Linked DNA regions of Homo sapiens: region 2 is linked to region 1. A link is an interaction called in ENCODE POLR2A ChIA-PET data of the cell type or tissue named here. Cell type or tissue: CD4-positive, alpha-beta T cell. All regions are shown on one strand.

Region 1 (5,000 bases):
TATTGAAACAGAGTCTCACTCTGTTGCCCAGGCTGGAGTGCACTGGCACAATTATAGCTCACTGTAACCACAAACTCCTGGGTTCAAGCAATCCTTCTGCTTCAGCCTCTTGAGTAGCTAGGATTACAGGCACATGCCACCATGTTGAGCTAATTTATTTTTTTAATTTGTCGTAGAGATGGGGTCTTGCTATGCTTCCCAAGCTGGTATTAAACTCTTGGCCCCAAGCAATCCTCCTACCCTGGCCTCCCAAAACGCTGGGAATACAGGCATGGGCCACTGTGCCAGCCTGGTTTTTTCTTCTTGTTCCCATTTTATTCTCACATTTTCAGACCATGGGCTTACTACTCCACTGAGCACATTTTGTGAGAGTGCTCACAGCCCTGGGCCCGGTTGCTGTTTCCTGATCTCAGTCTTATCAACTTGATCTTGCTTTGCTGTCATTTATACATTTTCTCATTAGCTTTCTCCCCATTTCTTCTTTGTCTGCTTCCTTCTTCCTTCTTTAACTAACTCCTCACCTGCAACTGGGGGGACTTGGATTCTTGACTGGGCTTATGTGAAAACTGATTGTAAAACAGATAGGTAAGTAGGGAATGAGGAGGGTGTTTTACAAGAAAAAAAAAATGACTAAGATACAGGAACCCAACCTAAAGAGGAAAAGACATACAGTTCAAAGGAGGCAGAAAGAAAAACATTACAGATACTCAAATATATTGATAATCATAACACTTTCTGGAAGATTAAAAAAATGCTGAAACATGAATCCCTTGCTAGAGAAATTACAAAGCCAAGAAAATAGATAGGTCTGAGGATTAGGGAGCTGTTCAGTTGCTAGGAGGAACACAAAAGCACAGACCCCAGACTACAATGGGTATGAAACCCTCTGCACGCCTTTTGTTGTCCATCCCTTGCCAAAGCTGTTATGTAAAACCCTCCGGGGGAATGAATGAAATTATGTTTATACAGTTCTTTCTATATAAGTGCAGAAGAATCATGTTAAATAAATCTACAGGGCAGGATTGTTAGTTTTTCTCCTTCTCAAGCAAACTTCAGTGCTGTCAGATAACTTCTCCATGTGTTTTTTTTTCTCTTAGAATGAGCCCTTCCTGAGAACCCCTCGGAATAGTAACTACACGTACCCCATCAAGCCAGCCATTGAGGTAACCCCTGACTCACATCTGCCTCTCTCAGACACAAACCATTTCCACCTGCCAGGGGCTCGGGTGTGGTACAGGTTTCAGAGTATTCACTGAAGCAGAAATGTACTTCTTACATACTGGGGATTGGAATGTACAGAAAAGGCTCCCGGACCACGAAGCCCCAGGATTGTCCTAACATGTTCTCAAGTTGCTTACCTGACGTCAGCCCCCAAGCAGAGGAAGTGTCTATGGATCGATTTTCTTTGACCTTGGCAATCCTGGGCTCACAGACGTGGTTACTGCTTAGGCAGCTCAGCCTCTCAAGAGGGAGAGGCAGCTGGTGTGATGTGGCGTTGACTTCTTGGAAGGTGGAGGCTGAGTGGGAGGGAACTACAATTCTGGGGATGGGACCCAAAAGGAAGTGGAGGCACGTTCATGTTCCTGTGGGCCCCTAGGCCTTGTTTGGTTCAAGTCAATCATTCTAGTGCTGAGGATTCAGAGCCCATGGTTAATTCCATTGGATTAACCATGTCTGTGAGCCTAGGACGGCCACTGCAAAGACGGCCTGGAGGACCCCGGACTATACCATGACTGGCAGTCAGGCCTGGTCCGGATCAGGTCTGTTGGTCACCAGGATGGGGTTTGACCCGCAGTTTCAGTTTCACACCTATATTATATCCAGTCTCATGTTAGGGGCTAGAAGGCATGCAGAGAAGTATCGAACATGGTCCGGACCAAGGGAAGTGAGAGCCCAGTAGAATTTCACAATTATTGAGCACATACTATGTGCCAGACACTATTCCAGGAAGACAGAAATGTTAACCAGACAGATGGATCCCGGCCCTCACGTAGCTTACAATCTACTGAGAAAGGTGTCTTATATACATGGCTAGGCATGGTCATTTCAGATAGTGATGACAGCTCTGAGGAGCGTGATGGGGCTGGGGCAAGGGAGGCAAATTCAGGTGCACCATGCAGGCCAGGCCTTCCTGAGGTGAGATTTAAACTGAGACATGCATAATGAGGAGACACTTGCTATACAGGGAGCCAGGAACACAGTCCCAGGCAGAAGGACCATGGACCACACAGGCTCAGAAGTGGGACTGTGTTGGGTGTATTTGGGGAAGAGAAAGAAGGTCAGAGTGGCTGGGGGCATGAGAATGAGGTGGAGAGTGGGGGAAATGAGATCAGGAGTGCCAAGGAGCCAGATCACACAAAGCCTGAATTACTGAGTAAAACCACTGGATTTCAAGTGGAGAAAGATGGGAAGGCATTGGCGGTCTCAGGAGAGAGTGACATGATCTGGTTCACGTCTTTCAAAGATCTCCCTGACTGCTATGTGTAGAATGGGTTGGCCATCAGCAGGAGTGATTGGGGAAAGACATTTTATAAGCCAGCTGAAGAAACTAACCCATATGAAATCATTAAGAACTATTGGATGCTAAGCTCTGGGGTGCAAGCAATACCAGATTGCTGGCTGCGGGTTATGCTGTGTCCAGCCTCTCTGAATTTTCTCAGGCTCACGTTAGCCCAGTGGAGGCTTGTCCTCATTGAACCAGTGACCAAATTCCCTGAGAATTGAAATGTCAGCTGCATCTTGTGAATCAGGCATTTCTTCATTTATTCATTTACCTATTGGATGCCTATGTAGAGTGGGCACTGCACTAAGTGCTCGGTAGACAGTGGTGAGCCGAATGGGTCTGGATCTGCCCTCTTGGTTCTTCAGTCTCATGCATCTTTGCTTTTGCTGCTGGAAGAGCTAAAAATCCCAGAGCTAGAAGGGCGTGTGTTTGTTTTAACAGCTTTCTACTCAAAGTAACCACAGAAACAAAATTCTGTCATCTGAGGTAACGTGAATGAGCCTAGAGGACATTACGTTAAGTGAAATAAGTCAGGCACAGAAAGACAAATACTACATGTTCTCACCATATGCGGAAGCTTAAGAAGTTGACTTCACAGAAGTAGAGTATAAATAGTGGTTATTAGAGGCTGGGAAGGGTGGATGGTGGTTGGGGAGTAGAGATAGCAGAAATTGATTAACAGAAAATTACAGCTATATAGGAAGGAGAATTTCTAGTGTTTTATAGCACAGTAGGGTGACTATAGTTAACAGTTTACCATATATTTTCAAATAGCTAGAACAGCAGATTTTGAATGTTCCCAACACAAAGAAATGGTAAATATTTGAAGTGAGGGATAGGCTAATTACCCTGATTTGATCACTGCACATTGTAGAGATGTATCAAAATATCACACTATGCCTCATAAGTATGTACACTTAATATGTCAATTAAAAATAATAAAAGCAAAACTAATAAAGTGGCCACAAAGAGGCTTTACCTGGGAGCTTTTTAGAAATGCAGAGTCCTGGGCACCACCCCAAACCTGCTGAATCAGAATCTGCAGCTTAAGATCTTCAGGGGATTTGGATGCACTGATTTTGGGTGTGGTGCATGGTTCTTCCCTTGTGACGGATGAGCACGTTTCAATTCCAACCAGGATCTGTTAATCTACATGGAATATGCTTATCTCTGGTTCACCAACTATCTGAGATATATCTCATGTGCTGATGGCTGAATAACTTTTTACGTTGCATTTTCTGTGAGTATTTGTCATCTGCACACAAGCATGCTCTTGAGTTCATTAAACCTTTAAACAGAAGAAATCCATCAGAATGATGAATTGAGCAATCCCTTGGGAAAAAACCAAATTCCATAGGATTAAGCAAATAATATTTAAAAGAAGTTCCATTTTTGCTCTCTCATGATAGGAATATTTCAACAAGTCTTATCTTCATCATCTGACTGAACAGATGAGATGAGTTTTCATAGCATCTGGCAGTCAGACTCCTGGACAGTCAATCTGCTGGTCAAGCCCTACTCCATACTCAGTATGCATATATTTGAGACTTTGGGAAGATACTCAATTTTCCCCCAGATTTCTGGTACTAATCATTTCTATGCCCTCTGCTTCCCATCCCACTCCTTTCCCCAGCACCTGGAAAATATGTTCTGTATTAGAGACAAAGAAAATTGACTAAAAGCATCCAGGGTTGCTTACATCAATTTAAAAACATATAAGGAATAAGGCTGTTAAGTTAAATATGCAAAAAGACATACAGGTATCCAGAAAAGACAGGCAGAAACCAGGAGCTTTACAATTTTAAAATATTTTGTGTTATTATTCTAAAAATATTTTAATTATTGTCTAGGTTCTACCATTATAATTAGTGTCAGTTAGCTTAATTTTATAAAACACACATACCTGTAATCTCATGTTAGGCATCCAAATGCTGTGTTCCTTTGGGAGACCCACCTGTGTAGGACTTCATGGTTTTCTTCCCTGCTTTGGGGCAGCCACTGGCTCCATTCAAAGCATAGATATATGGGGATAAGAAAGGTGGTGTGTGGGTGCACATGTGGAGACATGCACTATGGGTTGTGCATAGGGGTAGCTAGACACACCCATTTCTCCCCCTTTAATTTCCCTCCTAGCCCACCTATAACTCACAGTTCTTTCCCTCACATGATCCTGTATGGTGACTCATTTCTAGCCTCCATCAAAAATCCCTTAGCTGGTTCTTCTTGGGCTGAAGCTTATCTCCCTGCACAATGAGTGTTGGGCACTGAATCTTTTCTCCTGTTGATTTAGAACTGGGGCAGTGACTTCCTGTGTACAGAGTGGAAGGCTTCCAATAGTGTTCCAACCTCTGGTGAGTGAAAACATCATCATCTCCTTCAATTAAGGGCCTTGCCGAATATCAGGTTGTGGGGAGACCCTGCAAACATACCCTGGAGCTTTAAGCAGGACTTGCTAATTCCCCTGCAGTGCAGACCTAGATCCTGCGGCCTGCCGCCA
Region 2 (5,000 bases), 700 kb after region 1:
ACATTACCCTGGAATCCCTCTAGCTTGGTACTGGTCCCCAACTATTTACAAGAAGGGTTTTACAAACACCACAAAGTGTAGCATTGCTTGGCCATGCATGGGCAGAGAGGCTGGTCCCAGGTGGGCTCTGATAGGGGCTTGCTTGTTCTTCTACCAGTCAGCCCAGAGAGGGGAAGTGTGCAATATTCTTCTCCCTAGATGGTCATCCGTTCTATGCAGAAGGTAAACTGGCTCCAGGAAATAACAACTTTATTTGCAATCAAGCCCATGAGGCCTCCTGGAATGGCTTCTCCTTCCTGATTTGCTAAAGTAAGTTGGATCACATGGGGCCGAGAATGAGGCCCACCCAATGAACAAACTCCATTTGAGTCCTGTAGGTGAGTGGCAGTGTCCCCTTGGTGGCTCAGGAGTTAGACCCAGTGACTACTCCCAGCCTGTGGAGAGACGAAGGGGAGAACTCTTTGTTTACACAATGGGGTGGGATTCTCTATCTGCCTGCAGAAATGAGGTGGTGGGGCTCTGAGTTAGGTGACAGTAATGCCAGTTCTGATGCTTTTGAAGCTCTCATCAACTCTCCCCAAGTTGAGAAGGTTCCATCTGTCTCCAGCAGGGCAGTGTGACAGGAAGAGCATGAAACTCAGAATCATAAGATCTAGGTTTGGTCTTGTGTTTATTAGCTGTGGGTCTTGAGGTGAATTTCATGATCTGGATGGGGAGCCCGTGATGCATAGGATCTGCTCTGGAAAACGAGTTGAATTCAATAGTTATGCTCATCTTCTTTGGCTCCTGTCGAGAGTTTGGTGGGGGCTGATAAAGGAAGGTCCCCTTCTGCTTTTGTTTTTCCTCGGTCTCATGCCATCTGATACTAAGTTTTCTTACTCTTATCCTCCTTTTCTTGACTTTCCACAGAAGATTTTGTCACTGAGTTTAATAAACTTTAAAAACACAGCAGTCAGAAAAGTTCCTCTCTTTTTCCCATCTTCAGAGTCCTATTTGCCTGCTGCCGAGGTCGGGGGCAAGCTTCAATAAGCCCAATCAACACAGCCTGCCTCTCGGCTTCCCTGCTTCTGCGTCACACTGAGAGGCTGGAGGGAAGGATAAGCCTGTTTCCAGGGATGATCACCAGCACCCTGAAAAGTCTTACAAAATCAATCAGAGAGCAATTTACAGAAAAATTCCCTGCCTTCGGGTGCCTTCCTTTGAGAAGGGCTTCAGGGATGGATGGCCAAGGTCAACTCCAGGGGCCATGGCGTCTTCTCACATCCCTCTGGGCTACATTTGCTGGTTTTAATGACACAAAGGATGGGTCCCCTTTTCTCCAGGCCCATGTAGACGTGGAAGGGGCCCGCTGGTCACCTTCTGCCTAGATCACAGCAGCTCCCCACAGCTAATCCAACCTGATTCCTTTTATTGCTAGAGGTGACGTCAGGGGTGGAAAGGTTCGGCTGTGTCCCAAGATCCCAGAGGGTGTGTGCACGCATGTGTGTATGTGTGTGTGTGTTTGCGTGTACATATGTATGTGTGAGAAGAGGGGAGACGCAACTGCAGCTCTGGCCAGGTAGGAAAACCAGCATTGAGGAACTGACCACCACAAATTGGGGGGATCCCATCTCATTTTTGGATCAAATTGCACTTCTGTAGCTCACACAAGAAAAACTGCTTCCATGCCTTGGAGGGGAAAGAAAATGAGGAAAGTCCACTTTTTCTCCTTGCAGGCCCAGAAGGCCTGAGAACGTGGTTTAAATTATTCTAGTCACAGGCAGGCTATTCAAATAAAATAGAATTTCAAACCACACGGGGCTTGTTGAGACATTCAGGCTGCTGGGGTGTGTGAAAGGCAGGGGGCTGGGGTGGTGTCAGCCGCCACTCTGCCGTGCTCTTTATTACCAGCGGCTGCAATGCCAGACACATCCGCGGGTGTCTCAAAGCCGAGGCGGATTCGAGCAGGTCTGACAGCAAGTGAGCACATGAAAGCCACTGCAAGCCTTCCCTCCCCGGTGGCAACTTTAATTATTTGAACTGGAGCTCAGAAAAATAAAAATAAAAATAACATCAGAATATATTGTAAGTGGCTCCCCAGTTTCCTGCAGAGAAGAGCTTGTGGCGGAGAGGAGGAACACAAAAAGAAAACCAAAACCACAGCGTTCTTTCTTGTTTGTGGCTGGGCGAGGCAGAGGTCTTTAAATATTCATGCCCCGTGTGTAACTGTGCAGAGAGATAGGAGGCAGCCGTGGTAGTCAGCAAGAGCAGGCTGCAGGAGCCTGGAGGGAGGAGGTGGGAGTGGGGCAGGCTTCTGGAATGCCCTGGAAGTTAGATTGGCACAAAGGCACACTGTGGCTATGCCTCCATCATGGGGGGCTCCTGACCTGGTTTCATATGCTCTCCCACCCGCTTCTCTTCTCCCCCGCCTCCATCATTTCTCATCCCTTTTCTGACTCATCTTTCTAAAAGACAAGTGACATCACGCTATTTGGGGCCACAGACAGGAGGAAAACTCTCTGCATGGGCTCAGAATGAATTTCAGTCACAATTGGCAAGCACACCTACGGCCAATAGCTCTGAAGTTTCAGTGCACCTCCAAATCACCAAGGATAGGGTTTAAAAATGCAGAGCCCTGGGCCCCACTCTTCGCGATGTCATTCAGTAGGTCCAGGGTGGGGCATTTGTTACATTTTCCAGGTGAATGTGACTGGTGAAACACAGAACTACTGGTTAACTCACTTTCTAGACTTTGCAGGAAATTCTTGAAGATGACACCAGTTCTTCTCTGGGAATCCACTGATGATTGTGGTGTCTTGAGATAGTGTACGATGACTTTAACTTCCCGGAGACCAGGACTGAGCTGGGTTTGAAGAAGGTCCTTCGTGGTAGGCATCAGCCTCAGGGCTCAGCTGGACCAGTCGCCAGTCCCTGTAGGCCTGATGCTCATCAGAGTCCTGTCCCCAAAACTCTGCCTAGTGTCCATCTTTCTGCACTCGGGCCCCATAGGCAACAGAGGCCCCTGTAGGGTTGGTGGGGTTTGAAAGCCCTGAGTGAACCTCACATAGTCCCCCAGAGAAATGCAATATCCATTTTTTTCTGCCACTGGGGTTTAGCCCGCCCGGGAGGAGGAAATCAACTTCCTGCATTCTGCATTTAGGATTCACATAAAATAAATGGTAGGGCTTACAAATCTAGAAATGCATATTTCTATTTTGGTTATTTATTTTCCTGATAAAAACATTTCTCCCAACATTGGGAATTCAAAGACCCATCAGCATTAGACAAATGGTCTGAAAACCTGAATGTGAAATCATATGAATATATATAAATATAAATAATGTGAGTGTGGAATGGACTTATTCCCTTCCTTTCATTATGCCTGCTGAGCCAAGTTCTGGAAAAGGGCAGGGAATAGCAGAAACAGCCCAGAGCAAATTAGACTGCAGGAAAAATAAAACAGGCCAGTAAAACGAAACACCTGTTTAAGCTATTGATCAACTCAAAGGTTATTAGAGAAATGATGAAGTATTAGAATAATATCATTTGTACCTTGACATTTCTTTTTCTGAAATTTGGCTCATATTAAACCCAGCGAAGAGTAAATTTAAAGACCAAATGCTCTTAAGGATCCTCCCGTCCTCTCCGGTGGGCCAACCATCTGTCTTCATTTATATGTTCTCTCAAAAAGCCTTCCTTTCTAGGTACCTGCTCTCAGACACCTGAGAAATATCAGCAATGACTGTGTAATTCCACCATCTGCATGAGATAGCATGGTTTCTCAAACACAATTTAATTTAATGAATCTATTTATTTGTGCTCAGAATTCTTCCAAAAAGGATTTAAGGTGGTTCACAGAGATACATAAAATCTAGTAGGATAGCATAGCCTAGAAGAGGGTGAGAAGGAAGTGGCGAATGTCGAGTTATAAAATCAAACCAGGAGTAAGCTGCTACAAATTGCATATCACAAAGTCCCATTTGCTTGCCAAGTGGAGCCTTGGTTTTAATTTAACCACTCCTCGGATTAAAAAATCATTTCTACATCTTTTCCATTCTTATTTGTTTTCTGTCTGTGAGTTTTTATTTTATGAGAAACTCGAGGGGCTTGATTCTGCCTGCATCCCTTAGCAGGGGCAATCCTGTTGTCTGTCCCTCTGCTGGCCACAGAACCACCACCCTGGGATTTCTATTAGCCACAGAAGGAGAAGTGAATCTGGTCAGTTTCACAATGTCTACAACTTGACAGGAAACAAATTGCTCAGAGGGTGCATAGCTATTCCTGAAACTGAGCCAGACAGGAATTTCTCCTGTGAGTGTCCAGAACGAGATGACTGGCCAAACCCAAACTACGTGTAGGTTTTCTACTACACGCAAGATGTTGATGCAGGTGCAGTGAGGGAGTACAAAGAAGCACAAGACATGGCCTGCTCTCTTGGAGCTTACAGTCTGATTTCTGGCTCAAGTTCTCTTCCTCTTCCCCCAGTGTCCTTCTGAATGTTGATACAGTGTGCCAGGCACCCTGTGGGCTAAATACTGCAGTGCTTACTTTGTGCCCAATGCTCTTCCAAGCCCTTTGGACATTATCTATTTAATCCTCACTCTTCAGGATAGGCACTATAAATGTGTTCACTTTCCCAGTGAGGAAACTGAAGCCCCAAGAGGTTAATTAACTGCCCAAACAAACTATACAATCAATCAGTGGTGGAACCCGACTTGGACTCAGAAATTTGATTCTAGAGTCCATGAGCTTAATCACTGTACCATGCTGGGGTCTTAAGTACATTTCTTGGCCCCTAAAGAATATGACTGTATGCTAAGGAACAGGGCGCCAGTCCCTCCACCCACACCAATGAGATAACAGCATCAGGAACCATTTGAGAGAGTAGTTTTGGAGGTACCTCACTGAATGCCATTGATGTCTTAGTGAAATTTATGTAAATCAAATTTTTGAGGATGTATAGTATTTACAATGTATTACAAGAGCTCAATGTTTTTAAAAAGGATTCTGTAGAAAGTCTT

What was found. ChIA-PET counts read pairs that join two places held together with the same protein. Peaks named below come from ENCODE experiments on the same cell type or tissue, not always from the same donor. Only the 100,000 strongest peaks of a DNase experiment are listed, where the experiment ranks them.
Region 2: POLR2A ChIA-PET joins it to region 1 with 5 read pairs; 1 of 35 experiments calls an interaction of 5 or more read pairs at or near these places.

What each region holds. Positions count from the first base shown.
Region 1 is chr2:28,612,934-28,617,933 of GRCh38, forward strand. PLB1 (phospholipase B1) reads left to right here. Exons shown (of 58, transcript NM_153021.5): 44 at 1,098-1,163; 45 at 4,794-4,854. Among named protein-coding and RNA genes, the nearest start is that of PLB1, 120 kb to the left of the region's middle. In CD4-positive, alpha-beta T cell, no CTCF peak of the experiment used is centred here; DNase peaks (open chromatin) are centred at 408, 1,318 and 2,978; H3K27ac peaks cover 3,211 bases.
Region 2 is chr2:29,312,998-29,317,997 of GRCh38, forward strand. The region is part of intron 8 of ALK (ALK receptor tyrosine kinase); the gene reads right to left. Among named protein-coding and RNA genes, the nearest start is that of CLIP4, 200 kb to the left of the region's middle. In CD4-positive, alpha-beta T cell, a CTCF peak has its summit at 1,960; DNase peaks (open chromatin) are centred at 1,944 and 4,204; H3K4me3 peaks cover 1,188 bases; H3K27me3 peaks cover 190 bases.